2 separate regions of the Homo sapiens genome follow, and region 2 is linked to region 1. A link is a loop called in an ENCODE intact Hi-C map of the cell type or tissue named here. Cell type or tissue: chondrocyte. All regions are shown on one strand. Each heading gives the region's core, and the rest is flanking DNA. Links, peaks and the distances in the headings are about the cores only.

What was found. Peaks named below come from ENCODE experiments on the same cell type or tissue, not always from the same donor. Only the 100,000 strongest peaks of a DNase experiment are listed, where the experiment ranks them.
Region 2: a loop joins it to region 1, with 3 times the contacts of the local background. A loop is called at or near these places in 2 of 110 quality-filtered maps.

Annotation. Positions count from the first base shown.
Region 1 is chr9:115,593,719-115,601,515 of GRCh38, forward strand. LOC105376235 (a long non-coding RNA gene) reads left to right here and starts at 2,965. Exons shown (of 7, transcript XR_930270.3): 1 at 2,965-3,027; 2 at 3,311-3,391. In chondrocyte, for the core only: no CTCF peak of the experiment used is centred there; no DNase peak of the experiment used is centred there.
Region 2 is chr9:115,784,312-115,792,108 of GRCh38, forward strand. The region is part of intron 2 of LOC105376234 (a long non-coding RNA gene); the gene reads left to right. Among named protein-coding and RNA genes, the nearest start is that of LINC00474, 140 kb to the right of the region's middle. In chondrocyte, for the core only: no CTCF peak of the experiment used is centred there; no DNase peak of the experiment used is centred there.

The DNA.
Region 1 (7,797 bases), core at 2,551-5,050:
GAAATCACCCACTAGATGGTGCTGATATACTAACTTTGGTTTGCTTTGGCATCTACCCGGTGAATTAAAAATTTACTTTATACATCAACAAACCAAAATCTCTACATAAATCTCAGCTTGTAAGAATCATATACTTGTAAAGATTTTTTTTTTTAAATTCAGGGTGAACTCTGGAGGCTTAGTTATCTTGCTTAAAAATGCAGACCAGCCTTCTATAAATTTACCAGCTGAGGCTCTTCTATGGCCATGAGCAATCTCAACACTGTGTGTGTATCTGCTCCAGGGTGAGATGGAAATTATTAGCGGCTTTTTCTCTGAGTGTATAGCTCAATGGGCTTGTGAGAGCCCACCAGCTCTCCATAGCTTCTGCTTACTGCTCTGTGAAAGGAGACGCAGAATACAGACTCGGCTCACAGCTCATGTGAGGATAGAACAGGGTATTCTAGTAGATCTGATTACTCTCTGATTTCCACTTCTTTCTCTTATTGCCTGTCACAAATGTCTATAAAATCATCATTTTGGAAAAGTATCACACCCCTTTATAACAACAATAATAACCAACCTCTATATAGCCTTTTGTGGTTTACAAAGCATGTCTCTCTCAAATATTTAATATATCTAAATTAACAGTCAGTGTTATTTACTCCATTTTACAGAGGAGAAATTAAGGCTCAAGGGAGTAAGTAGATTCCTAAGGATCTACAAACTATTTAATTACAGTGCCAGAACTTGAACCCAAGCTTTCTGATTACAAGTATCTGGCTAATGTCACTACACAAGATAAAAACCTTTATTACATCTAAGGAATACACTTATAATGACAACTCATATCCTGCTACTTCTTTTCTGAATACCTCTGAATTTCACCTTACTTCAAAATTCAGAGTCCCTGGAGGGAGAAAACAACCCTCTCTCCCCACTTTTCTTGTTTCCTCCCTCCTGTCTTCCATTCTAGTGCCCAACCCAGCAATAAATGTTGTGGGAGGCAACAGAGAAGACACTGTCTGTGTTCCATGTAGCTACAGAACACCAAAGCTGGAAGGGATTATTGTGATTATCTCATCTAACCACCCCTTTTCCATTTAAGGAAATCAAGCCAGGAAGGACAAGAAATATTCCTATATGTGACGCCATGGGATTGTCTCAAATGACCTACTTTTAATTGCAGTGAATCTATACCTTGGTATACATTAGTTTAGAAACTGTGTTCATGCCAACTGCATTTCCTTTAAAAGAACATCTAGTTTAAGTTTTTCACTCATGCAGCATCCCCTCTTCCCTCTGACCCCCAACATACATACACAATAATCTTGGGATCTTCCAACTTTGTCTTATGAAATCTTATCAAAGTTGAAATCTTCATGTCACAACTTTACTATTTTAGGGTCTAAGGCAAAGCAAATTCAACGAAATCTGAGCTGTAATTGGCCTTTTTATTCTTTATTTGCCTCATACCTCCTGTTTGTCTTGTAGATGCTTCTGCTATTGAAATAATCTCAATGTATTACAGCTGCCTTTCTCCTTACCTGCTTCTCTCAGGGAGCTGAATAGCCTTTGGGAAAAGAACTGAATCTTAGAAATCTTTGTAACTCCAGAGTCTACTCTAGTTTTTGGCAAAGAGTACATGATCAATAATTAATTGCTAAATTAAATTACAGTGCATTAAATTGGACCTCCACATTAAGAACCACCTCTCTGGGCATGTATCATCAGGATTTTAAAATCCAGATGGATTTAGGAAAAAAGCACCTATTAATAGATATTGAAGGTTGAAGATCTATTAAGATATTTAAGGTTTAACAAACACTTTTCTAATTCTGCCCTCCAGGTCCCACTGGTTAGATGAGGGTATTTGAATTAAGGATTAAACCACACAGAATCTTCTAATTTAGTAATACTGTTTGAGCTCCTCCCATGTGAAAAAGTAAGCAATCAGGTGTTCTGAAGGCCACAGAATTCTTATAGGCAGCAACAAATCAGGGAACACCACCTGGAAGAGGAGAAGTAGAACCAGGCTTTAAGAGGCTGAATTTGGAGAGGCATAGAGGAGTCCCTCCAACAAAAAGAGGGTTGCAAGGTTTAGGATTTGCCATGATATGAAAGCCTGTCTAGTCCTCTGGCTTGGTGGACTTATAACTCCATCATTTTTACAGGTAGAAGGGGCTTTAAGGTCTTCTAGTTCAACCTTCCATTACACATGTGGGAAGACTGAGGCCAGAGCAGGGAGGTAACTTGGCCACTGTTCCCCAGCAAGTGAGCGACAGCACAGGGATGAGAGCCCAGGTCTGACTTACAGCCCTGTGCTCTTTTCACCACATTTCTTGAATAATCCACTGTGCACCTGGCGATGCTTTTCTTTCAGAATCCAGCCACGACTTCGTTTTCTCTGCATGGCAGGCAGCCAAGCGCCTTGAACTTCTCCATGTTACCATTTTGCCCTCTGCAGAATGGGATATTAAAGTATTCACTTGGGGGAGGGGTCATGGGGTTTCGTCAATAAATGTTTGTGAATTGCTCTGAGCTATTTATGCCAGAGGGATTCCAGAAGTGAAAGACCCTGGTGGCCGTGGTGGTTGTATCTGAGCCTTTTTTGAGGTCTTCCCTCTACTCTGCAGAATTAAAGAGATGGTTTAAGTGATAAACTATTCCTTATGAGCTGTATTTGTGTTGAAAGCACAGCATGAGTTCCCAGCACGCTTCCTCTAGCACAACCACAGCTATGCACCAATCCTCCTGGGTTCAGAGATGGAACTTGGGTTAAATGCATGGAATTTATTCTTAGTCCTTTTCTTAATTACGACTTTTTATTTCTCTGGTGTTCTCTAGGGGAGGGGTTAGAGAAGAGAGGAAAAGGAAGAAAGAAAGGGGGCAGGGAAATATAGATTCAATGCTTTTGTTTTGTTTCTGGGCTGCTTGCTATCAGCAAAGTAGAGAGATTTAACGGATCTTGCCGAGAATGCAAGCCTCATTCCAAGGAAGCCAGAGCTCAGAAGACATGGAACAAATACAATGAAAACATAACTTGAGGTGAGGGCAATCGTTATTTGACTAATAAATTCCGTAGGCTGATAGTGAAAGACTGAACCTTTTGTCTATCAGTTAATTTAATAAACAAATAAAAGGGACTTTCAAGTTAAGAGAGCCATGTAATCCTGTGGAAGATGTTTCAGCAAATTGCTATGTAAAAACCAACACCATTGCTACACTAGGCTAGTCTTGCAGATTTTCCTCCTGTGTCCAATCTGGCATCTCAGAGCACTAAAACCCTACTCCCTCTTACGTTCTGGTCTTTCTTTTATTCAAAATCCAGGTCGGAAAATGTCCCCTGAATATTTATGTCAATGTCCTACCTTAGTGAATATTACTTAATACTGTGGCTCCTTTAAAGCATGTAAGTAGCTTGCATGTAAGTACATTCTGACTACTTTTTTTTAATTATCCTTTCCCTCCTCCTCCTCTTTCTCCTTTTATATCTTCTTTTCCTTATCCTTTCTATTTTTTTTTAATTTTCCTTTTTCACTGTGATCATTAAGCCATATGCTACAGGGTACTGTGCAATCTACAGAGGGAGAAAGTTAAAATAAGATGGGTTTTGGAGGTAAATATCCTACTTGTAAATGCTGCCTTGGTAGAGACTGGCTGTGGGAAATCAAGCAACTTCTGAAACTTTACAAGACAGATTTCTCATCTACAACATGAAGAAAATAATCCATTGTCCACAGGCTTCTTGTGAGGGTAAACAGACTGAGTAGATTAAAGCACCACAGTACAATCTGGGATAAATGGGCACTTGACATTTGTGAGTTTCTGCAATCTCCTTTGATCATGAGCTCAGATGGTAGGCACTGGGAGTTCTGTTTCATACAAGCACAATTATGGAGCCCTGGGGGAGTAAGTTCCAAAGGGATATCTCCCTAGATGATTCTACCAACCCTCATTTTCCCCCACGGAGCAATTAAACCATCTGACCAAGAAGGTAGTTAGCACGGGGTTTAAGGAAGGTAGGTTAAGGAGTAGGAGAGAACTGAATTGGAGCCCAGCTGCTCTACTGACTAGCTCTTGATGTTGGTCAAGTGCCCAACACTTGTATTTAAACTCAAGTATGTTTTCCACACGTACAAAAATGGAGACAACCTACTTCATTTACCTTTGTGGTGAGGAGCTAGCAAATGTTAAGCACTTCAAATGATATCTGGCACACAGCAAATTTGGTTACTGTTATTTTTTCAAGAATAGCCCCAAGAGGGTACATGCTTAGGACCATAGGACTTCAGTAGAGTAAGAGGGCACAGTGAGCTGGTAAAAACCATGCTTTTCACCTGGGTGGGTTAGGCTCCCACCTCTTTCCCTCACTAATAACAGATTAGTATTGCATACACAGTTCTGGCCCAGTGCAAGGATTACCTGTCCCATGAAGCCTTCTAAATTCCATCTCCCTCCTCTTGTCCACCTCCAGAAGTGGCCATTCTTCTCTCTGAGTTTCTGGGGCACTGTGTGTCTCTTGTCTGTGTCAGTGAGCACTCTCTGGTGCCACAGAAATTGATACTCATGCTTCATTTTTCATGCCTGGACATGGTATCCTTTAGGACACAGACCATGGCTTTTACCTCTTAATCTATCTTTTGGGACAAGTTTATCAATTCAATATACATGAAATAAACAGATTGGCAAATGAGTCATCTGTCAAATGCATACTATAGTAATTTTTTTGGAGTTTATGGGATTGTGAAGTAAATGTCATGAGCAAAGAGACATGATGAACCTTTGAAACTGATTTGGTCTCTTCAGAATATCCAGTAAGATATTTTAGACAGTAGTTTTAAACTTGGTTCAGCCATTCAGAAGGAAGTAAGACCATTGATTTGTATCAGACACCGTAGAATTCTTAAATTGCAAAGGGATATACTAAGTAAACAAAAGGAGAGGCTTGCTCATACCCTGAATTAGTTGTCAAAATTGTCAAAGTAACTCAATGTTGTTGATTGCTGTCAAAGAACAGACTGAAAGAAAAACAACTATGTCTCAAATGCCCAGCAACTGAGTGGGTAGAGAGGTTTTATTGTGCTGGTCATAAATAGTTTTCACAAAGTTAGAGTGCTTACTTGAACCCTGCTTGAACTAGCTGGATGCTGGTGCATTCACTACTGAGAGAAGAATTTCTTAAAGGGTTTGGGTTGCTCCCACTTCTTGTCATGGAGTCAGCCAATTTTTATGTCTGTTTATTACTTTGTAGCCCAGCTGGACCCCAGAAGGATGGGCTATTTTCCCCAGAAGGATGGAAAATAACACAAATGCACACAGTTACCAAAATGAAGCCAGAAATCTTCTGGAGCTTAGACAAACATTAGTCTTGTAAATAAATACATTATGAGACCACACAAATACTTCCTACCAGGTCTCTTCCTCAGAAGTCACACTCCAGATAGCTTCTTTAATTTGCCCAGGTTCATATAATTAAGACATATTTATTGATTACCTACTGGGTGACAAACCCTAAGCTATATATTCCCAGAGACATAGTGACAAACTCTCTTGTTTCTTCTACAGAGTTAGAGGTACATATGTAGAAACAAATGCACAAACCTAAGTCAATTAGCAGCAAATGCAAGCCAGGATGAATACCAGCTTGTGATATGTTGGGATACAGATTGCCAAGGAAGGGGTCTGAGTCCCATCACTGCTACCAACTTGCTGGATGAGCATTTATCCATTTATTCATTTCATTAAAAACAACAACAACAACTAAACATAGTAGGTCAGGCCCTGTGCTAGGCACTGAGGGTAGCTTCAACAAGTCATTTAATTTGTTTATTTATTCACTTATTGAAGAGTTAATGAAAATGTAATAGGCGAGGCACTGTGCTAAGTGCTGAAGAAAGGGGAAGACACAGTCCCTGCCCTCTGGGGGTCAGGCTCCTCATCAGTACAATGGTGTGTACTGGGGAAAAGAAAGTAGAGGATCCATTGGTCTCTAATGTTCTTTCTGCCAAGAATATGCTAAGCAGTGGATTGGAGGATATTATGGTTCATTCGCTAAGTGTCAGGTCAAGATGATGAATGGTCATTTGTAAAAATGGAATAAACCACTAGACCTTGAATTATAGACTTTTGCATGGGGATCTTCTGAGAGCCTCAAGCACAGCACTTGTATGCCTATGCATTCCTTTAGGAATACAAGTCAATTCTGTTCGTCTTCTTGTACATACACATCTCTTTATAGTTTACAATGCACTTCCATGTGGAGTTTTATTTGCTCTACATAACAACTTTATGAAGTCAGGGTTTTAACATGCTCTTTTTAAAGATAAAGAACCAAGTCCACAAGAAACTGAATTTACTTACTAGTGTCAGTGAGGAGTAGAGCTGGGACCAGAGCCCATGTTTCTGACTTCATAGTCTGGTTCTCCTGCAGTGACAGCAATATTCATTCATTTGGTGGGTGTATTTTGAGGACAAGTTATGGCTCAGGTTTTGAGGACCAGTTATGGCCCAGGTTTTATGAGGTCCTGGAGAAGTCCTGAAGAACCAGGCAGCAATTTCAATGGTTTTACAGTCAGCTCTCTAATTCTTGTCTGAAATTAACAGGAATTCACACTGCTTTGTAGTTTACAGTTTTACATAGAATTTAAAGCAAAAGCTGCTAGGATCAGAAGTTCCTTCAGGCCGGGTGCCAGGTAGGAAAATCAACACTTTGTGTGAAGTACTTGATGAAACACTTTTATATCTTCATATCAATTTGATTAATGCATCATATAGAATATTATCTCTATTTATTGACAATGAAGTATAGATTCTGAGAGACTCAAAATTATACACGTGGTTAATAGAATATCTATAATTTAATCCCAAGTCACTTGAGTCTCTGTCAAGCAGTGCTTTGTTATGTTCAATCCTTAAACTACACTCCATCCATCTGCACCATATTTAGTGCCTGGGAGGGTACTTTACCTAGAGCAGTAGCTCGTGTCAATTGGGCACAGAGTAATTTCATTTCTGAATGGGCCACACATTCAGCTTCTAGCATCTAACTGTCACCAAGTCTGAAAGGTATCTTTCCTCCTGGAAAGAAGAGCACAGTGAGAGTGTGAAATGTGGAGAAGGATTGAGAAGAAAAGATAAAGGAATTATACAGAAGGAGAGGAAGAAAGACCAAGGGCTTTGGGGTTAGATCGACCAGGGTTTGATCTTAATGTTGTTACTGACTTACGTACAACTTAGATCAAGCATTTCAACTTTCACAGATTATGGGGTGGTTAGGAGAATTAAGGGCAATAATATTTGGTGAACATTTAGCACAGTGCCTGGTCTATAAAAAAATACTCCATAAATATGAGTTATTTTTATTATTCAAGGCAGAGAGAAGGTAGGGTCAAATACAGGGTTGTAAGGAAGTACGTGATATATTTGGGGGGAACTTTGAGAAATATAGAAAGATAAAATATGGGGAATGTGTGGGACATAGGAGGAGATGAAGTTGAAATAATACTATGGTGCCAATTTCAAAGGGCTGTCAATGTCAATCTAAGAGATTAGGGCCTATTCTGTTGTTACAAGTGGGCTATAACCAGCTGAGTGTTTTATAAACATCACTGTGAGAATGGACTGGAGTAGGGAAAAGAGTATACATGGAGAGATGTTGAGAAGCTAGATCAAGATAGAGTAGCATTTACATGGCGCCTTTCCCCCTGACTTGCCTTTAACAATACCTGAAATCAAAAGCGCCTGATGCCTAATTGTATAAACCTGAACCCCTCTGAGTTAGTCCAAGACACAAATCTTCATCCACTGCATCGTTGG
Region 2 (7,797 bases), core at 2,217-4,716, 190 kb after region 1:
AAGCTTCCCCAGCCATGTGGAACTGTGAGCCCATTACTATGAGGTAAGATAGGCTTGTTGTGATAAGTAAGGTGTCGATAAAATGAAAAAGTTCAGAGGAGAACATATTGCTTTTGGGGTAACTTCATGGAATAAGCAGCATTTTAACTGATACTTGAAGAATGGATTGGGATTTTTTCAGGTAAGAGAGCTCCTAGAGTTATGACTGATGCAAAGAGTATGTTTGCTTATTTTTTTTTTTAAATGCACTTTATACTGGAAGTTATATCCCGGGTTCCTGGCCAAGCATTACAGAGAAGAAAGAGTCTATCTTGCATAATTAAGGTGAGAGGAAGGCCAGCATAAAAATTCAAACTGTTTGGAAGAAGTGTCAGCATCAAGTGTTAGGAGTAACCCAGATGGTGCTCAAGATAAGGAGGAGGTACCTGCAGTAGAAGACACATTCAGTGGGTGTATTTCAAGTGAAATACTGTTGCTATACTATATTACTCTTCCTCAGAACCTACTCTTCTTCAGAACCTCGTAAATTCTCAGCAAAATATTTAAGAGATTAAAAATATTGTTGTTCATTATTCTTAGTAAAATCACACAGGAACAGAATACTGCGTGTTCTCACTTACTAGTGGGATCTAAACGATGAGAACACATGGACACATAGAGAGGAACAACACACACTGGGACCTTTTGGAGGGTAGAGGCTGGGAGGAGGGAGAGGATCAGGAAAAATAACTAATGGGTACTAAGCTTAGTATCTGGATGAGGAATAATCTGTACAACAAACCCTCATGACACAAGTTTACCTATGTAACAAACCTGCACTCGTACCCCTGAGCTTAAAATAAAGTTAAAAAATACTGCTGTGATAGAATTTCTAGTGAAAGCTCAGGAAAAGCTAGATGATTGTGTTAAGGTATTCATGGTGTCAAAGAGGCACCATGGAACTAACACAGTATATTCTTGGTAGAGAATTGTAGAGGTCCCACTGCTAATATCTTAGAGAAAATTCCCAAACATAACTGAGCCACTGAATAAATGAACATCTACATATAATGGCTGACGCCTATGCTCAATGTCAGACTATATTCATCCTGGGCTTTTAATGTGACCCAGGAATCAGTACTTTTAGCCAATTCTGCAGGTGATTTAATGCATCAAGTGCAACCCTATGTCTGAATACCTAAGTATGGGAAATACTTGTGTGGAGGATATAAACAAAGTAAGGAAATCTGGACACAGGAAGATAAAGTGACAATTAAAATTGAGTGGTTCTCCACATGGACACAGGGAGGGGAACAACACACACCAGGGCCTGTCAGGGGGTGGGGGGCAAGGGGAGGGAGAGCATTAAGACAAATACCTAATGCTTGCTGGGCTTAAAACCTAGATGACGGGTTGATAGGTACAGCAAACCACCGTGGCACATGTATGCCTATGTAACAAACCCACACATTCTGCACACATATACTGGAACTTAAAGTAAAATAATAAAAAGAAATCATGACAAAAAACATTAAAAAATATTTTGGTCAGGCGCAGTGGCTCACACCTGTATCCCAGCACTTTGGGAGGCTGAGGTGGATGGATCACGAGGTCAGGAGATCAAGACCTTCCTGGCTAACATGGTGAAACCCCGTCTCTACTAAAAATACAAAAAATTATCCAGGCCTGGTGGCATGTGCCTGTAGTACCAGCTACTTGGGAGGCTGAGGCAGGAGAATCACTTGAACCCGGGAGGTGGAGTTTGCAGTGAGCTGAGATCACACCACTGCACTCCAGCCTAGGTGACAGAGCGAGACTCTGTCTCAAAGAAAAAAAAAAAAGAAAAGATTTTACAGAAGCTCTAGGTTTACATGTGAGTCCAACCAGACTTTCCAAACAGAGCTTACAGTGGCCCAGTATGGTGACTATCTACCTCTAAAAATAAATAGATAAATAAATAAATAAAATTGAGAAGTTCATATATTAGTTATTAAAAGAGGAAAAAATGATGCTCTGGATTCATGTTATAATAGCAGGTTTGTGTGTAGATAATGGGCTGGCTAAAAGACTGCAAGTCAAATGAAGCAAACAAACTTTTCCATGTGTCTAGGACTGGCCAAAGACATAACAAAACATTGTGTGTGTGTTTTTTGTCTTTTCTATTTCTGCCCTCCCTTGGGACAGATAGCTCTGGGCCTCGTGGAGTTATGAATCAGAGTGTTCTGACATATGCAGCTAATAGAACATGCATTAGCTTTAAAATTAGGTGCTCTGTTCTGAGCACCCATGATTTCATTCGTTATTCTAAGAATATTAGCCTCTCCTAATATGGAAGAGATGTGAAATTACTTACAAGTTTCACTAACTCCCTTATGATGAATCCACTACCCATTTAGTCTTTTTTCTTTCTATTCTACTGTCTCTGCCCAGAAGACAGATCACAAAAATGGATCCCTCCCACCCTGATTCATGAATTACTAAGACTACTAACCACAGTATTTTTAAGTAAGGAGTTCTCAGTTAATTACTCCTGTAATTAAAGAAAATTGTGTGTGTGTGTGTATGTGTGTGTGTGTGTGTGTGTGTGTGTGTGTATTTGAAATCTCCCTCCCTCCAGGGACATAACCTATCAGATTTTCAAGCAGGCCATAACCCATACACTGTGAAGTACCTCTGTCATGTAAGAAACTGCACTACTTGGAAAACTGAATTCAAGGACTGACTATGACCCACAAACGTGTATGATTTCTGGATGAGACTGTCACTCCAAGTCTCATAGTGAATGCAAAATATCCAATATATTTAAAGATGCCAAATAACGAGGAATAGAATATAAGAGATTCGTGTACCCCATAAACATTCAGATGCACACAAAGACTAGAGCATCATAGCTAGATGCAAGGCACATTCCATTTGGGAGAAAAAAGCCATAAGCAAAAGTAACTTATGTATATTGATGATCTTTGTAATGGAAGTATCATGTTCATATGAAGAAATGTACTGTGCTCTCCAATTCATTGATCATCGGGATTGCCATGAGTATAAAAGGAACACTGATGTCATTGATCCTAATGGCTACTGTTTATTGAGTGTTTACCATGTAAATGGCATGTTTTAAGCCTCACAATCTTATTAGGTGGATATTATTATATCCACCATGTGAATGAGGGAGAAAACCTTACACAGATTGGGTGATCGAAGAAAGGTCAGAGTAAGTGCCAGAACCAGGGTTAGCAATTCAGGGGAAAGAAGAGAAGTTTGCACAAAGGTGGCTCTCATTAACAACAACAAAAAAAAAACAGAGAGACAGAGAAGAGAAATTGGTTTCATTCTTTGTGACTCTAGAGAATGGCAGAAATTCAATCAGGAGGGGCAACATTGTGAGGCTATGAGTGTCCAGTCATTAGAAATATTCAAATATTCACTTTTTCAAATATTCACTTGCCCAGAACATTATAGCCAAGATTCCTGATTTCTATGAAGACGTTAGAGTTGTCAATTTCAGGGATCTTTTCCCAAACTTGGAAAGATGTTTGCATCTCATGCTTCCATGATATAAATGGTCTGTTGGCTCAGTAATCACTGAAAACCACTCAGATAAAGAAGTGGACTTGACCCAGACATTGGCCCTTTGGACTCAGATTTGACAGTTCTTCTTAAATTAAAGCATAGGCTGATTCTCTTTTAGCTCCCTCTTGAGACAAGTGGGGGTTGCAATGCCTGTTGCTGATGTCAGCTATAGGTGATGCTGGTAAATGCTCTCAGACTGTTCAGAATTTGCATGTGAAAAGTGGTTTTGCTGTTGACATTTCATGCCATGAGGAAACTGGCCTATGAACCTGTGAACTAATGGGTAGCATAATGACACGTTCTTCATGCTAGAAAGATCAAACAAGATAAAATTTATAAAATTTCTTGGCACAGTGTCTAGCACATAGTAAGTTTTCAGTAAATATTAGTTGAATCCAGTTCTGTTCTGGTAGACACAAAGATATGCTGCCTAGATACCCTTTTAAGGAAGGGAATGTTCCCAGGTATGGAGAATACAGTCAACAGATGGCCTCCAACTGTCAGCAACTTCAGGGTCTACGTTGGCCACAGAAAACTGCCTCATTGAGCTCACATCCTCCCTGGGACAGTCTGCATCCAGAGCCTGGGTGGAGCAGGGTATAAAATCTGTTATTTCTCCTAATGCAGGGCACTCTGACAAGCTCTCTGCTGGACTGGCTGAACCTTGTCAGGCCTGCATGGCCTTTGACTTCTCCCAGTATCAATCCTGTACCCTCCCTCTTCCTTTCAGAGGTATTGATCCCTAATAAACATCTTGTATGCTGAACTTCATTTCAGCGTCTGAACCTAGAGAACAGAGCCTGCAACATCTGTCCATATCCAATAGACTCATATGTAAATTGCAAAGAATGTGAGCTTGGATATTTTTCTAGCCTTTAGCTACCTGGCTTAGCAGGGACTGGGCCAGAAAACCTCTAAGGATTCATCCAGTGCTAATGCTGCACATGCTTTCGCTTCCTCCATTTATATTCTCATCACTCCCTCTAGGAACCTCCTCTGTCTCTTGTTTTCTTCCCTGCATTTCCAGAGCTTCCTGTATTCCCAGCAGAAAACCCTTATCCCACTACATTGCCATGCAGCTTTAGCATGTCTGTCTTTCCTGTTTGACCCCTTCAGATCAAAGATGCTGTCTTTTACCTTAAAGTCACCTGCAGCACCTACTGCCTGGTTTGAAGTCTTGAAGGTATTCAGTAAATGAGCATTTAGTAAGCACACTCATACAGACACTCTTCAGGGTTACTCTGACTGAGGAATACATAACGAATGGTACTCCATAACCCTCTTTCCAATTGTCCTCTTCTTTAAGTAAACAGTTTCCCATTTCATGAAGATCAATTTGTTTTCCAGTGAATTGCTGCAGGACATAAACATGTCTAAGGACTGGCCAAGTAAATGAAGACATGGCTTTGTATTTTAGTCTACTGTCAAAGTCAGGTGGTACAATACCACAGCACATCATTCTTTTCCAACCAAGCATGTCTTTTTAAAAATGAAATTACAATTGCTTTGTATTAATTTATTTTATTTTCCTTGTAAGAAGAAAGGATGAGAGATGCCAAAAGACAAAGGCCAATGAGATAGCTGTCATGGGACAGGCAAAAGGAGGTAGAAAAGTAGGGAAAGGTAAAGAAAATTATATTTATTAAATGCTTAGTACATGTCAGGCACCATTCCAAGCTTTTTGTATACATTCCATTTAATAATTACATTTTATAGATAAGAAAGTTGAGGTTGAGATTAGCTAATGTTTTTCCCTGAGTCCTATAAGAATGGTCACACAATTGGAAATAGAAACTCGGGTATTATATGTCTAACAAATGGATCTGTCTCAACAAATAAATGGAGTTGGAGAACTTGGAGGTATCCGGCATATCAAGTCATCAAGGGTGGCCAGAGCAGATTGTTCAAAGGGTAAGATAAGAAGAGTGAGACTGAGAGAGAGAGAGAGAGAGCGCGCGCATTACCTGTAATAGTGTAATCAATGCTTATTGAGTAGAAAGTAATGGGCTAAACAGGAGAACATGTATAATTGCAAAGCATATTTCCTGTCCACAAAGAGTTTCTAGTGTATGTTTAGGGAGGCAAGACATGAGTGCATAAAAGGAGAATTAGCTATGCAGGTAAATGGGATAGGAATGTTACATCCTCCATAATAAATTCAGAGCCAAGAGCCTGTCTTAAGTAGGATAGTCAAAAAGGACTGAAAGGAAGATCTCTCTCCACTTCTAATTAATTTGGTGATTAATGTGAGGAATGTTTTGTGTCCTCATCTTTTCTTTGATCTCTTCTTTCAGGGTCTTTTCCTCTAACCAATTCTCCACTCCATAGCTTAGCAGCTAAATGGTTCCTTAGCTGCTTGAAGTAAAGGATGTTGCTTACATGGCTAGGCAATTGTTATATGTCTATCTAATAATCAAATTACCACTAATTTACCATAAGAGAAAAGGAAAATATATCCAGAATGTCCCATTTCAAGGAGTTGTACACATTGCCCTAAAAATTGTTTACAAATTTCAATTTACTTTCATATATTAATTTATTTGTAGATATAGAATTTGCCTATAACCACATCCAGCTGTACACCATGAGTATTTTAAGAGAGTGAATATATTAGACGGTATGGAAGAATCTTAGAAATAATGCTTACTGAAAACACTACTCATTTCAAACAAAGGCTCTTAGCAGGAGAAAGCCTCTTCATTAAAAAACCAGAATTCAAAAAATGCAAGGCTATTTTAAAGTTGGAGGCTGTTCTCAGGAAAAGCCAGAGAAAAGCCCATCCTATCTGTGAAGATTTTGCATATGGGTGTGTAATATAGACATACAGGTTCGATTTTCTTTGCAGAGAAGGAATGTAGCATTGTGACGTTTCTGAAATTCTAAACCCGAACAGGGGTCGGTGGGGAGACATTAGAGTCTGAGCACATATGCCAAAATATGCTTTATGAATGCTAATGCTGAAAGGTTTGCTTTTAAGGACGTACACAGGTTTCCCTCCTGGCCACCCTGTATCCGGTCTTTCTTAAAAGGGGCTCCCTTGGAAAATAAAGTCAGTGATTTTTTTTTTTCCAATGGACCCAAAAAGCAGGAACAGATGTGACACGAATAACCTCTACTTTGTGCATACCTCAGAGGAAAATGACACGGCCTAAAGCAGGGGATCTGGCTCCAGGCCAGAGAGAAGGACAATTGGAGTTTAGGCCCCTAATGACATGGTTCACCTCAGCTCACTCTTTTGTGCTTGTGTAAAAAGTGCAGGTGGAGAAAGTGAGTTGTGTTTACTCATTGCAGGTACAAATGAAGTTTCTGTAGAAGGCTGCCATTTTCCTTAGCTCTCTGTTATCTCTTTTTCCCACATCAGAATAGCCACACTGCTTTATTTGACCATCTTTCAAGGCATGGAAGAAGTGATCAAGCATAATGCTTGAGGCCTGAGTTCTAGAGTCTGACACCCTGAGTTGGAATTTTGGATTGGTTCTGCCACGTAACAAGATAATTTTTAAAAAAATTATTTGCCATCTCTGTGCCTCAGTTTCTTTCTCTGTTATATATACAGGATAATAATATGATCTACCTCACTGAAGTTTTTTTTCTGAGATTCTATAGACAAAACATGAGGAGCACTTAGAACAATGCCCAAAACATAGCAAGTGTTTAATAAATGTTGTTATAATTATTAAGAATCACTTTTTATTTTTAAAATTAAACAATTTAATTTTAGATTCTGAAACTAAACAGAACATGCATATGATTGTTACACAGGTGATATTGCATGTTGATGTGAACTGGGCACCTAACGTACCCATTACCCAAATAGTGAACATGGTACACAATAAGTAATTTTTCCATCTTCACCTCCTTTCCATCCTCTACTTTCTAGTATTTTTTATATTTATTTGGATCAATTTTTTTTCCTCAGCAGAAAGCAAGTCCTTGGAGTGCAGAAAGCATGTCAGATTCACCTTAATATTGTGCTGTCTCAACTCTGTTTCAGTCGTGTGCTGGTAAATGTTTAACAATAGGCTCTCCAAAAAAGGAAACCTCGATTTGTAGTGTTTGCCATTTTCTGTGGTGTAAATACTCCCACCATGTTCGTTTTCAAGCTATCAACATGACGTCAAGTGGCTCACAAAATTCCTGAAAATTTAATAGTAGTCTGTCGTGAGGAAATACAAACCAGCTTCAGCACACCACTCAAGGCATGTGCAAAGAAAAGATGTGAAAAAATAAACATGTGAATAAATGAAT